Linked DNA regions of Homo sapiens: region 1 is linked to region 2. A link is an interaction called in ENCODE POLR2A ChIA-PET data of the cell type or tissue named here. Cell type or tissue: Panc1. All regions are shown on one strand. Links, peaks and the distances in the headings refer to the core of each region. The heading gives the core; the rest is flanking DNA.

Region 1 (8,140 bases), core at 2,165-4,664, 900 kb before region 2:
AGGGTGAATGTTAAAGAGTTTAGGCTTTTTTTGGGAGTGATGAAAATGTTCTAAAATTGACTGTGGTGATGACTGCATAACTCTGAGTATACTAAAACAAATACTGAATTGGGCACTTTGAATGGATTAATTTATGGTATGTAAATTGTATCTCAATAAAGCTGTTTCCCAAAACAAAAACAAAAACCCCAACCCAACAAAAGAAAGTATATCCACGTCTACAGAATAGTCAATGCAATGAAGACTGAAGTTTATCCATTGAGCTGAGCAACAAAATGGTCACTTGGTAATCTTGGAGAGCAGTTTTGGGGGGAAAGGTGGGACTTGAGACATTGATGAATGAAAAAGAGGTTAAAAACTGGGACCACGTGTTGGTAATTATTTTAGGTAGCTTGGCTCTGGAAGGAAAATCAAAGACTGGCAGCTGGAATGGACATGAGGCAAACACATCCTTTTTGAGATGACAGCAAATGAGTGGTTCTGAGGCTGACAAAAAAGATTGAAGCTACAATGGTTAGTGATTGACAGAGGAGCGTCCTGGGGAATGGGACATGAGGGCCTCAAAAATAAGGGATAAATTTGAGACAGAAGAAGGACCCTGCTTATGATCAGTCAGCAAGGAAGCGGGAAGGAGAATATTGATGAATAGAAGGGTGTGGGTTTTTTTTTTTTTTTTTTTCTGAAATAATTAGGAATTGGAACATCTCAGAATGTGAGCAGGGAGCACTGGGCTCAGCTGAGACTGGAAATCATGACTCAATACCAGTGTGTGTGGCTGGGTCCATCTCTTCAGCAGCCCAAAAGTAGAATCAGAGAACTCTGGTGTTTGGGTCAGTGCAAGGGTGATGTTTCACAGAACAGGAGGGAAGGAGGTCGAGAGAAAACCAAAGGAGCATGGAGAATGCAGAGTGTACTGCTTGAAGGGGGAAAAAAATGTGAGGAAGGAAAGGAATTGGTTAGGGAGTAAAAGGGAGTAATTAAGGGACTGGCGGTAGAAATAAGTTTAAAGAATGGTGTATGGGGTGTAAGAATGTAGGAGAACTGTAATAATAACTCACTTAGCAAATGGGATACTGGATTTTAAGGTTTATAAGACAGAAAAATTCTGATTAGTAAGAACCAGAGTGATTTTAGAAGTAGGTTGCTACATAGAAAGGCGTATCACTGGAATTCCCAAAATCAGACATCCATAGACCATGTTGGCAGATGCATCTTGCATTAGGACAATTATCCCATCCGGGAACACTGAGTAAAAGTAGGGTGGAGAGAAATGTGTTCACTCAGGTGCCAAAATGCTCCATGAATGTGTGGGAATCACTGAAAAAATTAGCAGATAGCAAAGACTAGAAAGGACAGAATAGTCATGCTGTTTATGCCATCTATCTATTTAATTTACTCTCCTAATATTACAAATGTTTTCCTTGGCTGGGCATGGTGGCTCATACCTGTAATCCCAGCACTTTGGAAAGCTGAGGTGGGTGGATCACTTGAGGTCAGGAGTTCGAGATCAGCCTGGCCAACGTGGTAAAACCCCATCTCTACTAAAAATACAAAAATTAGCCAGGTGTGGTGGCAGGCGCCTGCAATCCCAGCTACTAGGGAGGTTGAGGCAGGAAAATTGCTTCAACCCAGGAGGTGGAGGTTGCAATGAGCCAGGATCATGCCACTGTTCTCCAGCCTGGGAGACAAGAGCGAAATTCCATCTCCAAAATAATAATAATAATAATAAAACACATGTTATTGTTATTATCTATTTTATAAATGTTACTTTTATAACTGATATATGTATGTTTGCAACATAATGTGTGTACCCTCTGTCACATTTAAATTGTTTCCAATTTTTTACTGTTAAATGTAATTTTGTCTCATTTATAATTGCATGCGTATTTGCAAACAAATTTGAAGGCACTTTTTGAATTCAAATAATAGCTTTGCTTTTTATTTAACAACTGATCAAATTGAGTCTAATTATTTTGTGACTGGTTAAATTAATTTAATTTCAAGCATTCAAGAATTAGAATCTGCCCTGGTTACAGATTCTCAGTCCACTAAGAGAAAGTAGTACAGAGATATATCTGAGTGACATGTCTTCAGTACTTCAGAAGGAGCAATTGGTATTTTTCTTATTTCTAAATTGACAATAAAGGTTTTTTTTTTGTTTTTTTTTTTCACTGAAGTCCAGGAAATCTGCCAGATCTGGTCAGTGAGGTAATCCAAGCTGTAAATTAGAACTTCAGGCACAAATATGTCTGAGTATGTAATAGCTATTGGGAGTAATGTGTGATTAATGATTATGTATTGATGATAAATGTTAGGAGTAAATTTTTAAGTTCATTACTGAAAAAACTCAGATTTGGTTTTGGTGTCCCTAAGAGGTGTGTGAGTCCAGAAATCTTAGGAAATCAATGAAAACCCAGGTTTCAAGGTGGAAGCAGAAAGTAGTGAGAGAAGGAGAAATTTATGTCAGAAGATAAACTGCTGAGATTATCAGGAAGAAATCCTCAACTGGACATCAGAGAAGGAGGTCCTTTGTGGCTTCATATTGCAGGAAAAGAGAGAGAGAATTAGCAGAAGGTTGACCTGCTCTGGTAGTAAAAAAGGATACAATTATGTAAAAAAAGACACAACCTGTACTGCTAACCTGCTATGTGCCAGGCATATTAATAGATTGTTTTATCCCCACAATGACTATGTATGTATGTGTATTCTCATCAGTTAGGATTAGGTTTGACTGCCTATAAGGGAAAACTCAAAACAATGCTGGCTTCACTACACTGTCAGCTAAAGCAGTGTGAATGAGTCAGTCCCATGCAGATGTGACAGTTCCATGCTATCACAAGGGTCCCAGGCACCAGCTTTTCTTTACCGATATTTTCAGAGTATGACTTCATTTCAAGATCCCAAAATGACTGCTGGAGCTCCAGCCATCACATCTGCATTCCAAGCATCAGGAAGGAGATGTATTAAGCCATTCTCACATTGGTATAAAGAAATACCTGAGACTGGGTAATGTAAAAGAAAAGAGGTTGGCTCATGGTTCTGCAGGCTGTATAGGAAGCATGGTGGCACCTGCTTCTGGGGGTGCCTCAGGGAACTTTTACTCATGATGGAAGGCAAAGTGGGAGCTGGAAATTCATATGGAGAAAGCAGGAGCAAGAGAGAGTGAGGGGGGAGGTGCCACACACTTTGAAATGGACAGATCTCATGAGAACTCGCTCACTAATCGTGAGGGCAGTACCAAGGTGGTTGGTGCTATACCATTCATGAGAAACCCGACCCATGATCCAATCACCTCCCACCAGGCCCCACTTCCAACACTGGGGATTCCACTTTGACATGAGATTTGGTGGGGACACCATGGTTTGACAGGTCCAAACCATGTCAGGAGGGAGTACAAAAGGGGTTTTCTCCAACTATCCCTGCTTTTAAGTCTTTCTAGAAGTTCCATAACAATTTTTCCTGACATCTTATGATTAAGTTCTGATACAGAAGGCCACATCTAGTTGCATGGGAAACAAACTTTGTCATAAATTGACTAGGTACAGTACCTTCCTATATGGTAGTAAGGAAGAAGGGCAGAACTAATTTTGGGTAGTTACCATTCTCTACACAATAGTCTTACTTTCAATTTTGTATTTGTAGATAGTAGGGCTTAATACATTAGCTCAGGGCACATGGCTATTAAGTGGACATATCAGGATTAGAACACAAGCCTGTAAGACTTTAGAGCAAAGTCTCTGTTCTATTTTTTTTTTTTTTTTGAGACAGAGTCTCACTCTTTCACCCAGGTTGGAGGGCAGTGGCACAATCACAGCTCACTGCAGCCTCTGCCTCCTGGGTTCAAGTGAATCTCATGCCTCAGCCTCCCAAGTAGCTGAGACTACAGATGTGCGCCACCACACCCAGCTAATTTTTGTATTTTTACTAGAGATGGGTTTTTGCCATGTTGCCCAGGCTGGTCTTGAACTCCTGACCTCAGGTGATCCTCCCACCTCGGCCTCCCAAACTGCTGAGATTACAGGTGTGAGCCACTGCACATGGCCCAAGTCTCTGTTCTTCATGAGGCATTGACTCTCAACAGAGGATGGTCTTTTCCTAGACCGGGCAGATGACAGGTCCATGAACTGAAAGTCAGATTTCGAAAGGTTATGCCTTGGAGCCAACAGATCATTATCTGGTTTTTATCTCCTCACATAGATAAAGTTAGATTCTGGCCTGCATACCAAACCATTTTTCATCTTCAAAATAGTCTTGCTTTTTAGTCTTTGCACAATTCCATTTCTAGGAATTTCACGTATGGAAATAATTAAAACTGGTGCAAAGATTTATGGACTAGGATGTTCACTGAATCCTTATTTATAACAGTAGAAAATTGAAAATAACCAAAATGCCCAACAAAGGAAATTGGTTAAATTACAGAATACTAGAACATCCATATGGTGGAACACATTGCAACCATTAGAAATCATGTTCTTCAAGAATATTTAAGGGCACGTATGACAAAGCTAATCAGTTATGCTTAAAAAGATTAACAATAGTAATCACTGTGATCCCAATTTTATAATTTACATATGTAAAAGAACACATAGAAACCAGGAAGAATAAGCAGCAAAAAGTTAACGGCAGTTCTCTTGTAGATGATGGGATTATTAATTATTGTATTTTTTATTTATGCTTTTCTGAATTTTCCAAATTTCTATAATGAATATGCATTACTTTTGTAATCAGAAAGAGCTCACAAGTGTCATTGGAATATATGCTTTCTCCTTAGGAAAGCAGTCTTTGTTATTCTCAAGATGACTGGCATGGATGTTCAGCACCATCAAAGAGCTAGCATGAAGACGGCTACAGCAGATTGACTTCAATAAATATTTATCGAGTGCGGGTTATGTAAAAGCCACTCTTCTGGGAACTGGGGGAGTGACTTGGGCAAAGGGTGTGAACTACGAAGATGAGTAAGTCATGGTTCCTGTCTCCAGTGAGGTCTTTCTCTAAGAAGGGCTGTGCTTGGAAGGTGATAGTCATAGGAAAGGACTTCAGGCCCTTGTGGGGTCACAGCCATGGCTGAAAGGCCATGAACTCAGGCCATGTTTAGGAATGCAGTAAAAGTGTAATCTAGTTATCAACAGTGCACATTTCCCATGTGCCTGGATGTGAGGCATGGGGCATGCAGATTGAGCTCAACTTGGGCTGTTCATCAGCAGGGCTACCCACCTGCTCTCCCTATGGGGGTCGTAGAGCTTTGATAGTGAGAATCAACCCCCACAAATAAGGGAGCCACCTTAACTGCAGACAGCAATGAACAAAGGATGGAACCCAGGAATGCAATGAGAATTGCATGTAGTTTCCATATGGTTAAAATGTCATCTAGGCAACAAATGAATTTATCTGCGTTCCAATCCTGGTAGCACCATTTATCAGGAGTTTGGCAAAAGAAAGAAAGAAGAAAGAAAGGAAGAAAGGAAGGAAGGAAGGAAGGAAGGAAGGAAGGAAGGAAGGAAGGAAGAAAGAAAGAAGGAAGAAAGAAAGAAAGAAAAGGAAAGAAAGAAAGAAAGAAAAGGAAAGAAAGAAAGAAAGAAAGATTGATTCAATTTCTTCTTAGTTGGAATTGGTGAGAATGCTGAGTTTAGTTTGGGTAGGAGAACAGGTTCTGTTAGAATCTGGGCCGTATTTCTCCTTCTATGAGACCACTTCTTTGTTCTTCTGTGGGTCTTGCGCAATTCTGCCCTTGGCCCTGGCATGTGTCCTTTGAGTCCATAGAGCCAGGCCCTGAAAAGCAGTTGGGGGAAATCCTCATCCTCCACTTCTGCTCCTGCTCCTAGTTCACACTAAGGACCGAATCTGCAAAAAGGCACTCAGGGAGGCTTTGTTTCCCTGTGCACTCTATATGTCCCCTGCCATCAGTGACTATGGCCTAGGAACAACTTCCTTATTTGCTAGGTCCTGTGGCTTTCACGTTCTCTGTGAGCATTCTCTAGGTATATGCCCACAACTTCTGTGGTTTTACATTATGCTTTGGTATAGGGGAGATTTGAAAGCACCTTTGAGTGGATGAATAAATCCCTTACTGGGTCAGAGTGGAAAGGTATCGACCAATGGAGAGAGGCATCATGCATCCTGCCTGGCTGTAGCAGTAGGACCTAGAGACAGGTGGTGAAAACAGGGTGGTGGGGCGAATGGTTAACCTTATTGCTTCCAACATCAAGGGGATGACACATTGACACACACTTCCTTTTTAAGATCTTTTTTTTATGTGATCTGGTTTCAGGAAATAGTACACCTGGTCTAGCACACCTGTCTTTTAAAATTATTATTTAAAACAATTTAGTCAACTCACTCCCCTGTTCAATACCTTTTTCCTCTAAAAATAAATCGATCACCCTTTGAACCCTTTCCTTCCATCCTTTCTTCCAGGAAATTAGACCATCTGTTTTCTTGGCATGGAGTAGTTATCCTTGAGTTCTCTTTTGCAGCAGATGAGCAGGTTCTAACTTCTTTTGAAGTTCAGGAAAGGTCCAGGCATTTACAGGAGGCCAAGGGGCAAGGAGGCGATACGGTGAGAATTGAGGTACAAATGTAATTCTTGCCTCTGTGAGAATGCTCAGTATTTGGCTCTAGTTTATTGCATCTCAGAGCTTTGTGTCTACATTCATGTGCAGCTGGGGCAGGGCGCCATCTTTACAGGATGCTCATTTGCAGCAATATTGCCAAGCCACTGGTCGTTTAAATGAGTGTCCTGGTTATCATCAGATAGTGTTTCATTTATTATATCTATTACATGGTCCACATTAGGAAGCACTACTGTAATGAAACAAACACTGATGCTCTGTTCAAGTCAAGTTAAAGGCAAAGCTTTTTGTTGTTATTTTAGTAAAACTCTGCTTTTTTCTTTCTTTCTTTCTTTTTTTTTTTAGATGTAATCTTGCTCTGTAGCCTAGACTGTAGTGCAGTGGTGTAATCTCTGCTCACGGCAACCTCCTCCTCCCAAGTTTAAGTGATTCCCCTGCCTCAGCCTCCTGAGTAGCTGGGACTTTGGATGTGTGCCACCATGCTCAACTAATTTTTTGTATTTCTAGTAAAGACAGGGTTTCACCATGTTGTCAAGGCTACTCTCGAACCCCTGACCTCAGGTGCTCCGCCTGCCTTGGCCTCCCCAAGTGTTGGGATTACAGGCGTGAGCCACCGCATCTGGTCAAACTCTGCTTTTAAACGGTACTAACTATTGAACAACTGACATTCAATGAAATAAATATTTTATTGTTCTGTGGTTGAAATGTACTCTTTTCTTATGCTAAAGTGAAATCTTGTTGTAAGGATTTCTTTGGATTCTAAATGATGGGGCAGGAACGGTTTGGGCTTTGAAGCCTGTTAGACCTCAGTCTTACTCTTTTTTTCCAGTTCTCAGGAGCTGTGGGGTCTTGGATAAGTGGAGTCAACTTCATATCTCAGCTTCTTCCTATGTAAAGTAAGTTTTCATCATTTCATTTCTTCTCCCATGAGCTGGGGCTGTGCTCTACCAATCTGTGTTTCAGGTGAGAAGTATCCCAGGGCTTCTCCCCATCCGCAGCTTCATGAGGTGCCTTGGCTCTGCCCAGGTAATCACACCAAGCACTGCAACTCCATGCCCCAGGCTCCAGGCAGCCACTCAGGTGGTATATCATCCTTCTAGCATCCTCCTAAAAATTAACTGGATACTGATTATGGCTGGGAGGTGGGTTAATCTTTATTTGAACAGGTAAAATGTAGTCTTGATAGCTCAGGGATTAAAAAACACATATATATGGGCTCTCTATAGATGTTAAATAAACATCTGATCACGATCATTTTGTGTTTTCTTTTACCCTTGGGTAAAGGATAAAGAACATTCAAGTTTCTTCAAATGTGTCCAAAATCAGAAGAGGGGAGGAAATGGGAAAGGGGTCCTTGGAGGAAATGTTCTGAGTTGGTTTTGGTGGAAAAGCCAACACATGGAAGCCCAGAGCACCATGTGGCTCCAATCAGAGCATGGTGGCTGTGAGCACGCTGTTTTTGAAGCCGAATTGCCTTTCTGTGTGTGTGGGTACGTTTGGCATGATACTGTTCCAAAGCATTTGTTTAAGACATTTCAAACATAGTAATTTAATGAGTGGCAATAAAAATA
Region 2 (8,140 bases), core at 2,356-4,855:
AGAAAAGGCAAAGCTCTGCAAATGGATCATCTCGTTCTTACTGTAACACATAACAAGCAGTGGGCAACACAAACTCACCTGTGTCAATGGAAAGAGTTAAACTCTGTGACATATTTCAGAAGCTTTATTCTGAGTCAGATATGAGTGACCAAGGCCCGTGACACAGCCCCAAGAGGTCCTGAGAACATGTGCCCAAGGTGGTTGGGTTACAGCTTAATTTTATATCTTTTAGAGAGACAGAAGTTGTAGGCAGACATCAATTAATACATGTAAGGTGTACATTGGTTGGGTCTGGAAGCAGTTGTGGGGGACAGGCTGGGAGAGTGGGTATGGCTTCCAGGTCATAGTGGATTCAAAAATGTTCTGATTGCCAATCAGTTGAAAGCGTTAAGTTATTATCCAAAGACCTGGAATCAACAGAAAGGAAAGTCTTCTAGGTTAAGATAAGGGGTTGTGAAGACCAGGGATTTCATTATGCAAATGAAGCCTCTAGGCTGTAGAGAGAATAGAGAACAAATGTCTTTTATCAGACCTAAAAACTTGCCGAACCCTTAGTTAAATATCTCCCAGATGAGGTAAAGACCTAGAAAGGGAAGAGGATTCTCTACAGAATGTAGATTTCCTCACAAAAGACAGTTTTTCAGGGCCATTTAAAAAGATGTCAAAGAAATCTATTTTGGAGTAAAATACTTCAGTGTCTTTCAGGGCCTGCCATCTGTCCTATGATGCTATACTAGAGTCAGGTTGGAATTTGGTGTCTTCCCACTACAAAGAGTCTGCTTTGTCAGTCCTAAGATCTCTGTTTTAATGTTAACCCTGGTCAGTTGAGCCTGAATTCCAAAGGGAGGAGGGCATAAGGAGGTCTATCCAACAAGCCCCTCTTCCCATCACAGCTTGAACTAGTTTTTCAGGTTTACTTTGGAATGCCTCGGCCAAGAGGGAGATCCATTTAGTCATTCTGGAGGCTTAGAATTTTATTTTTGGTTTACACCTGTTATTTACCTTTTTTCTGCTACACTGGCAAAATAACCCCGTCTGCCCCTGAAAAAGGCTTCCTGGTAATCTCTCTCAGGAATCAGGGTGATTTCTCTAGTTGTTGGCGAGTTTGACAGATTGCAGGGGAAATGCTGCTTCATAATCCTGCTCCAGATGTGTTCTGACCCTAGAAGTGAACACCGAGAGCGTTCCGGTCCAACCCTACAGGAGACCAGGGAAGGAGCACCACCCAGAGAGAGAGTTCCGTACCTAAGTGCACCTTCATTTGGTATTTAAAAAAAAAAAAAAAAAAAAAAAAACAGCAAAGATGAAGGAATGTTGACAGGGCCACATGACATCAAACTAATCAGCAAGATCCCCCTCCAAGAAGTGTCTGAGTTCAAGGAATGAAAGTATTCTAATCAAACACAGAGCTTGAGAGGAGTATAAAAGACTTGGCAGAGAATCACTGAAGTAGGAAATTAATAAGGTTCAAACCTAGTGTTAAACAAGCCTTCTGAATTCCAAAATCCAACAAAGCATCTTTGGTTGTGTTCTGAAGTTAAAGAAACTATAGTCAAGGGTAACAAGAGGTAAGGGTCCCAGCTACAGGGGGCGGGGTGGGCCTTGGTTTGCTCAGTCCCCATTAAGCCAATGTTGGGGCAGGCAAAGACGGGATGAGATGAGAGAGGCTCCACCGTGCAAGCGTGAGGGCAGATCCTGCCTTTCTTTATGACGTTAATATTTTGTTCATCATGGATTTTTTCCCATTGACTTTTACATTTAAAAACATTTCACAGCTGGGTGCAGTGGCTCATGACTGTCATTCCAACACTTTGTGAAGCCAAGGTGGGTGAACTGATTGAGGCCTGGGCAATACAGAGAGACCCCATCTATACAAAAAACATATATAAATTAGCCAGGCATATGTATGCCTGTAGTCCCAGCTAATCTGGACTCTGAGGCTCTGGAGGATCCCTTGAGTCTGGGAGATGGAGGCTGCAGTGAGCCATGATTGTACCACTCCATTCCAGCCTGAGCAACAAAGTGAGGCTCTGCTTCAAAAATAAAAAAAAAAATTAAAAACACTAAAAAACTGACCAAAAAAAGACACAATATATATATATTTAAAAACCCACTTCATTTAAAATATAATTTATCTTGACTGCTGAGCTACTTTATGTCCCCTTAAATTTATTGTTCCCCATGAGTTCTCATTTGTTTCACTCTAGTCTCAGCCCCAGGAAAGAGGTTAATAGATGCAAGTGACAGATGTGAAAGATGGCGACAGAAAAGTCACCATCTCTTAAGGGTCCCCCAAGAAGATGTGGAGGTTTTAACCCCCAGTACCTTGGAATGTGACCTTATTTGGAAATAAGGTTATTGCAGATGTAATTAGTTAAGATGAAATCACACATGAGTAGGACACGCCCCTCATCCCACATGATTAGTGTCCTTATCAAAAGGGGAAATTTGGACACAGACATGCACCCAGGGAGAAGGCCATGTGAATATGAAGGCAGAGACTGGGGTGATGCTTCTATAAGAAAAGGAATCCCAAAGATCGCCAGCAAAGTGCCAGAAGCCACGAAATTAGCCGAGAATAGATTCTACCTCAGAGCCCACAATCCTGCAACAGCTTGATCTTGGACTTGGAGCCTCCAGAACTTTCAGACAATGAATGTCTGTTGTTGAAGCTGCTCAGTTCGTGGTTCTTTGTTATGGCAGTCCAAGGAAACTAACACACCATCCCTGGTCTTAAGGACAGACCGAGCACCTCTGTATCAACCAGCCCTACTTCAGCCCTGTAGCCAGGGAAGACCAAATCAGCTCTCAGCCCAGAGATAAGCACATCAACGCAAATACAGAGGCTATGAGGGCAGGGTGGGAGGGAAAAGCTTGCTCACTATGGGGAGGATGAGGCAGAGTTAGAACCAGGGCCATGATCACCATCAGAACACAACCACCTCATAAAAATGCCAGAGCCAGGCAGGTCAGGTGGACACACATCTCTGAGGATGGGTGGGTGATCAAAGCAAGTGGGAGCAAGAGAGAATGTAACATAGGACAGAAGAAATTTAGCATTGAGTAATCCTCTGGGACACAGCTGCTTCAACTTGAGACAGCCTATATGCATTTGACTGACTCTGTGCTTTTACAAGGCTCCTACTATGTGCTCAGCTCAGTAACAGTTGCTGTTATCAGAGTGTGTAAGAGTCAGGCATGGTGACTTATGCCTGTAATCCCAATGCTTTGGGAGGCTGAAGCAGGAGGATCACTTGAGGCCAGGGGTTCGAGACCAGCCTGGGCAACATAGCAAGATCCTATCAAGAAAGAAAGAGAAAGAGAGAGAGATAAAGAGAAAGAGGGTGAGAGAAAGAAAGAGAGAAGGAGAGAGAGGAAGGAAGGAGCTAGGGAGGGAGGGAGGGAGGGAGGAAGGAAGGAAGGAAGGAAGGAAGGAAGGAAGGAAGGAAGGAAGGAAAGAAGGGAGAGAGATAGAGAAACAGTGTGTGAGTATCAAAATGAGGGGGCAACACTGAACCCAAGCTAGATTGGGGCCATATCAGAACAAGAAGAAAAGGAGAGGTGTGAACAATGCTACTTCCTTGAGCTTGTCTTAAGGTTGGTCTATATGAAAAATTTGTCTTTGGTCTTTAAAAGGAAAAAAAAAAAAAACAGAAGAGATGGAGGAAGGAAGGAAAAAGAAGGAGAAAGGGAGAAAAGTCGTAAAAGCAGGAGAAAGAGTTGAAGGTCAGGTTCTTATTCCCCTGCATCTGATTTCGGACTTGGTCTCTACAGGAGCCAACTCCTGTTCACATTTCATTTTATTTTATTTATTTTTGAGACAGGTTCTCACTCTGTTGCCCAGGCTGGAGTGCAGTGGTATGATCTTGGCCCACTGCGACCTCCACTTCCTTGGTTCAGGCAATTCTCATGCCTGAGCCTCCCAAATAGCTGGAATTACAGGTGCCTGCCACCACGCCTGGCTAATTGTTGTATTTTTTGTAGAGACGGGGTTTCACCATGTTGGCCAGGCTAGTATCGAACTGCTGGGCTTAATTGATCTGCCTGACTCGGCCTCCCAAAGTGCTGGGATTACAGGTGTGAGCCACCACTCCCAGCCCTGTCCACATTTTAGATTCTTTTTCTGCCCTCCTGCTTGCACCAACTCTGAGGAGTAGGTGGATCTCCTTTGTGAAAACCTAAGCCTCATCAGCCAAGGTTGCTGTGTTAAAGATCAGTTCCCTTGCAAAGCACGACTTTTATCTTCTCTTGTGCACTCTGGATTCCAACTGCCCATGCAACAGGAAGAACAGGACTGGCTTCCACCTCAGGACAGGAGGCCTGGCCTCTCCTCTCTGGTGTCAAGGGGATTCTGGCTGGCCCAAACAACTGCCCTCGCCATGGGCAAAGGAGCCTTGACTGGTGGGTGCTGGTCATTGATACCAGGCAAGAATGAGATTAGGCATCACATGCTAAAGTGAATTCATTAGAGTCACTAATTTAACTTTCAAAAATCTCTTTTTCTCATCATTTTAAGGTTCCTCATTAACTACTTGAGGCTTGTTGCCTTTGGTTCCAATTTTTATCTTTACAACCAAAATGGTCCCTCTCTGTCCTGCTCCCTTTCCTAGGTCACTGGAGGGTGTAACCAATAGACTTTGCCTGGTGCTACGGTAGCAGGGCCCTGCCTATCATTTATTTTGGAGGGAAGGACAAGAGATAAAATAGGCAGAAATCCAGAGAAGAGGAAATAAAAGGCCAAACATTAGCTCCAGCCTAAAGCACATGGTGCAATCCAGCTTCTAGAGAGTTCTGTGCTGGGAAACAAGGTATTGGCAGGCAATTAACAAAGCCCACTTTGTTCCTCACTTGGCATAGATGCCATGAATTAGAACCTGGGCTAAATGACAAAATAAACTACTCATGCTGGTGTGATTCCTCAATCACAATTGACAGCTATTATTTAAATGAACATAGAAACATTTTTAAACGTTTCTGAAAAGTTAGTCTAAAACAGTCATTTTTTAAAATTGGATCAATGGCATCAGAATTTCCATTTCTGCCCACCCCACCCACTACCTCCTGCCACCAGATCAACTGAACTAGAATCTCTGGAGGTGGGTTAAACACATTTGAACAAGAGTGCCAAGTGATTTTAATGCATCCTGAAGTTCGAGGTCTGGAATATCATGTAGCACACTGTAAAATGAATCGGCATTTTCTTGCCCATGAATACAACATTCCAGTAAGTCCTTTTTTTACTATTTCTCAATGAGCTTCTCTTCCTCCTGCCCCCACTTTTTGCCTCCTAAATTAAACAGCTTCTCTTCTCTCTGCCTCAAAGTCTCCCCTGATCCATAGCCTAGATCTGATATTTTAGAATAGATTCTAGTGTTCATAGGATTATTTGGGTGAAATAATTACCTAGAGCTCCTCAGAGTTAAAAAGCTTCACATCTACAAATACAGACTCAATACCTAAGAAGTTAAATTTAGTCAAATAGCATTGCTTTGTAAAACCAAGAGAGATTTATCATTATAAAGGAGGAATTCTCTTTGAACCAAAATGTTGGTGACCATTAAAAACATGGTGGGACAAAAGGTAGAGATCCCATCCACCTGTAAGTCAGTGATTCTCAACCACAGGCAATTTTGTCCCCCCAAGGACACTTGGTAATGTCTGGAGGCATTTTTGGTCATCACAACAGGGAGATGCTACTGGAATCCACTGGGCCGAAGGCAGGGATGTGACTCAACATTCTACATTGCCCAAGACAGCTCCTAAAACAAAGAATTTCATGTCAAGCGCCAGCGTTGAAAAACCCTGTCATAAATCATAGGGCTGTTTTTCTAAAAGGTCAACCGGACTTGCTAAGATTAAATGAGAACTGGGTGACATTAGAGATAAGAAGCAACAACAGAGACACTCAAGAAAGCCAGGAGCAGAAGCTAGAGGGCACTGCAGTGAAGGAACGAGAACTGTGGATTTTTTGGGTAGTCTGACACTTGGGAAAGGGAAAGGGAGCTCATACTGAGGACAAATGTGGCAGACACTGTTGGTTTGTACCAGAATTAATTCTTCCCATCTTTCAAAGTGATATGATTAGAGCTGGGCATATCACTGCCCAAGGCCACACTGCATATCCTGGCTACCTGGCAGCTGAGTATGACCACGTGACTAAGTTCTCATCAATGAAGGGTGAGCTGATGTCATGTATGCAACTTCCACCCTGAAAGGAAATTGCTGCCCTTCTTCCTAGTGAGCTGAAACACGGACTAACCCATAACAAAGCCTCGGCCAGCAAACTCTACTAAAGATGTAGAAAGTGGCTGGGTGTGGTGGCTCACGCCTGTAATCACAGCACTTTAGGAGGCCGAGGTGGGCGGATCACCTGTGGTTGGGTGTTTGAGACCAGCCTGGCCAACATGGTGAAACCCTGTCTCTACTGAAAATACAAAAATTAGCCAGACGTGGTGACACGTACCGGTAGTCCCAGCTACCTGGGAGGCTGAGGTGGGAGAATGACTTGAACCTGGGAGGCAGAGGTTGCAGTGAGCCGAGATCATGCAACTGCACTCCAGCCTGGGCCACAGAGCAAGACCCTGTCTCAAAAAATAAAAAATAATAAATAATAAAAGTTGCAGATAGTAAATACTTTTGGCTTTGGGGTCCATTTGGTTTGTTGCAACTACTCAACTCTACCTGTTAAAGCAACTGTAGACAGTATGTTAACAAATGAGTGTGGCTGGGTGCCAATAAAACTTTATTTGCAAAAACAATCTGGGAGCCATCATTTGTATATCTCTTCCCTAGGAAACGACAGAAGAACAAGATGAAAGGATCATGGTCCCTGATAAACTTAATAAAGTGAGATACCCCACCAACTCAAATCATTGTTATTAACATGAGACAAAAATGAACATCTCTATTTTTTTTTTTTTTTTTGAGATGGAGTTTTGTTCTTCTTGCCCAGGCTGGAGTGCAATGGCACGATCTCGGCTCACTGCAACCTCCGACTCCCGGGTTCAAGTGATTCTCCTGCCTTAGCCTCCCAAGTAGATGGGATTACAGGCATGTGCCACCATGCCCGGCTAATTTTTGTATTTTTAGTAGAGACGGGGTTTCACCATGTTGGCCAGGCTAGTCTCGAACTCCTGACCTCAGGTGATCCACCTGCCTCGGCCTCCCGAAGTGCTGGGATTACAGGTGTGAGCCACCATGTCTGGTCCTCTATTTCTTAAATGCTGTAGCTTTGGGAGTCTTTGTTATAGCTACTTAATCAAACAGACTATAATTTTCAGACTGAGTTAGGCACCTTACATATTTTTTCATTTTAATCTCTATAAAAGCATTGTTAAAAGAAAAACCTTAGACAAATTAATTTAACAAGAGTTTAATTGAGCAAAAAACAATTAATGAACCAGGCAGCTCCAAACCAGAGTAGGCTCAGAGAGGCTCCAAAGCAGCCATGTGGTGGAAGAAGATTTATGTATAGAAAAAGGAAAGTGAAGGACAGAAAATGTAAGTGAGGTACAGAACCAACCGGAGTGGTTACAACTTGACAGTTGCCTTATTTGGACACAGTTTGAACAGTTGGCCATGTCTGATTGACCAAAACATGAATAGGTTACAGAATGTTTACACATCCAGTTAGGTTACAGTTCACTATGTACAGAGAAACCTTGAGGCCAGACTTAAAATATGTAAAGAGGCAGCTTTAGGCTAAATGTAATTTAACAAGATATTGAGATCAGTATTACCCTATTTTATAAATGGAGAATCCAAGGCTCAGGGACATTTACTGCCCTGTCCACAGTGGTAGGAAATAGCAGAGCTTGGATTTGTGGTTTGAATTCTGACCTATCTTACTTCAAGATTATGTATCTTTAAAAAAAAAAGTCATATACAAAGACATGCAAAGCACAACTATTTATGGTTTTAGGGGAAAAAGATTGATTCTGGGCTTGTTTTGCAACACTGTGCTATGTACCAGTAAACAATGGTAGGCAAATCACATGAAGAAAAGAGCACTCAGAGTTCTCCCAGTTATCAGCCCAAGTTATCTCCTAGTTATCTGGTTTGTCCTTTCAAAATCCAGCCCAATGGCTACTTCTTCCACGAAGGCTTTCCTGAGCCCTCTGTCCTCAACTCAACTCTTACA

Evidence for each region. Peaks named below come from ENCODE experiments on the same cell type or tissue, not always from the same donor. Only the 100,000 strongest peaks of a DNase experiment are listed, where the experiment ranks them.
Region 1: POLR2A ChIA-PET joins it to region 2 with 7 read pairs; 2 of 35 experiments call an interaction of 5 or more read pairs at or near these places.

Annotation. Positions count from the first base shown.
Region 1 is chr10:33,963,963-33,972,102 of GRCh38, reverse strand. No RefSeq gene overlaps it. Among named protein-coding and RNA genes, the nearest start is that of LINC02629, 64 kb to the right of the region's middle. In Panc1, for the core only: no CTCF peak of the experiment used is centred there; no DNase peak of the experiment used is centred there.
Region 2 is chr10:33,064,760-33,072,899 of GRCh38, reverse strand. The region is part of intron 2 of ITGB1-DT (ITGB1 divergent transcript); the gene reads right to left. Among named protein-coding and RNA genes, the nearest start is that of IATPR, 48 kb to the left of the region's middle. In Panc1, for the core only: no CTCF peak of the experiment used is centred there; no DNase peak of the experiment used is centred there; H3K27ac peaks cover 490 bases.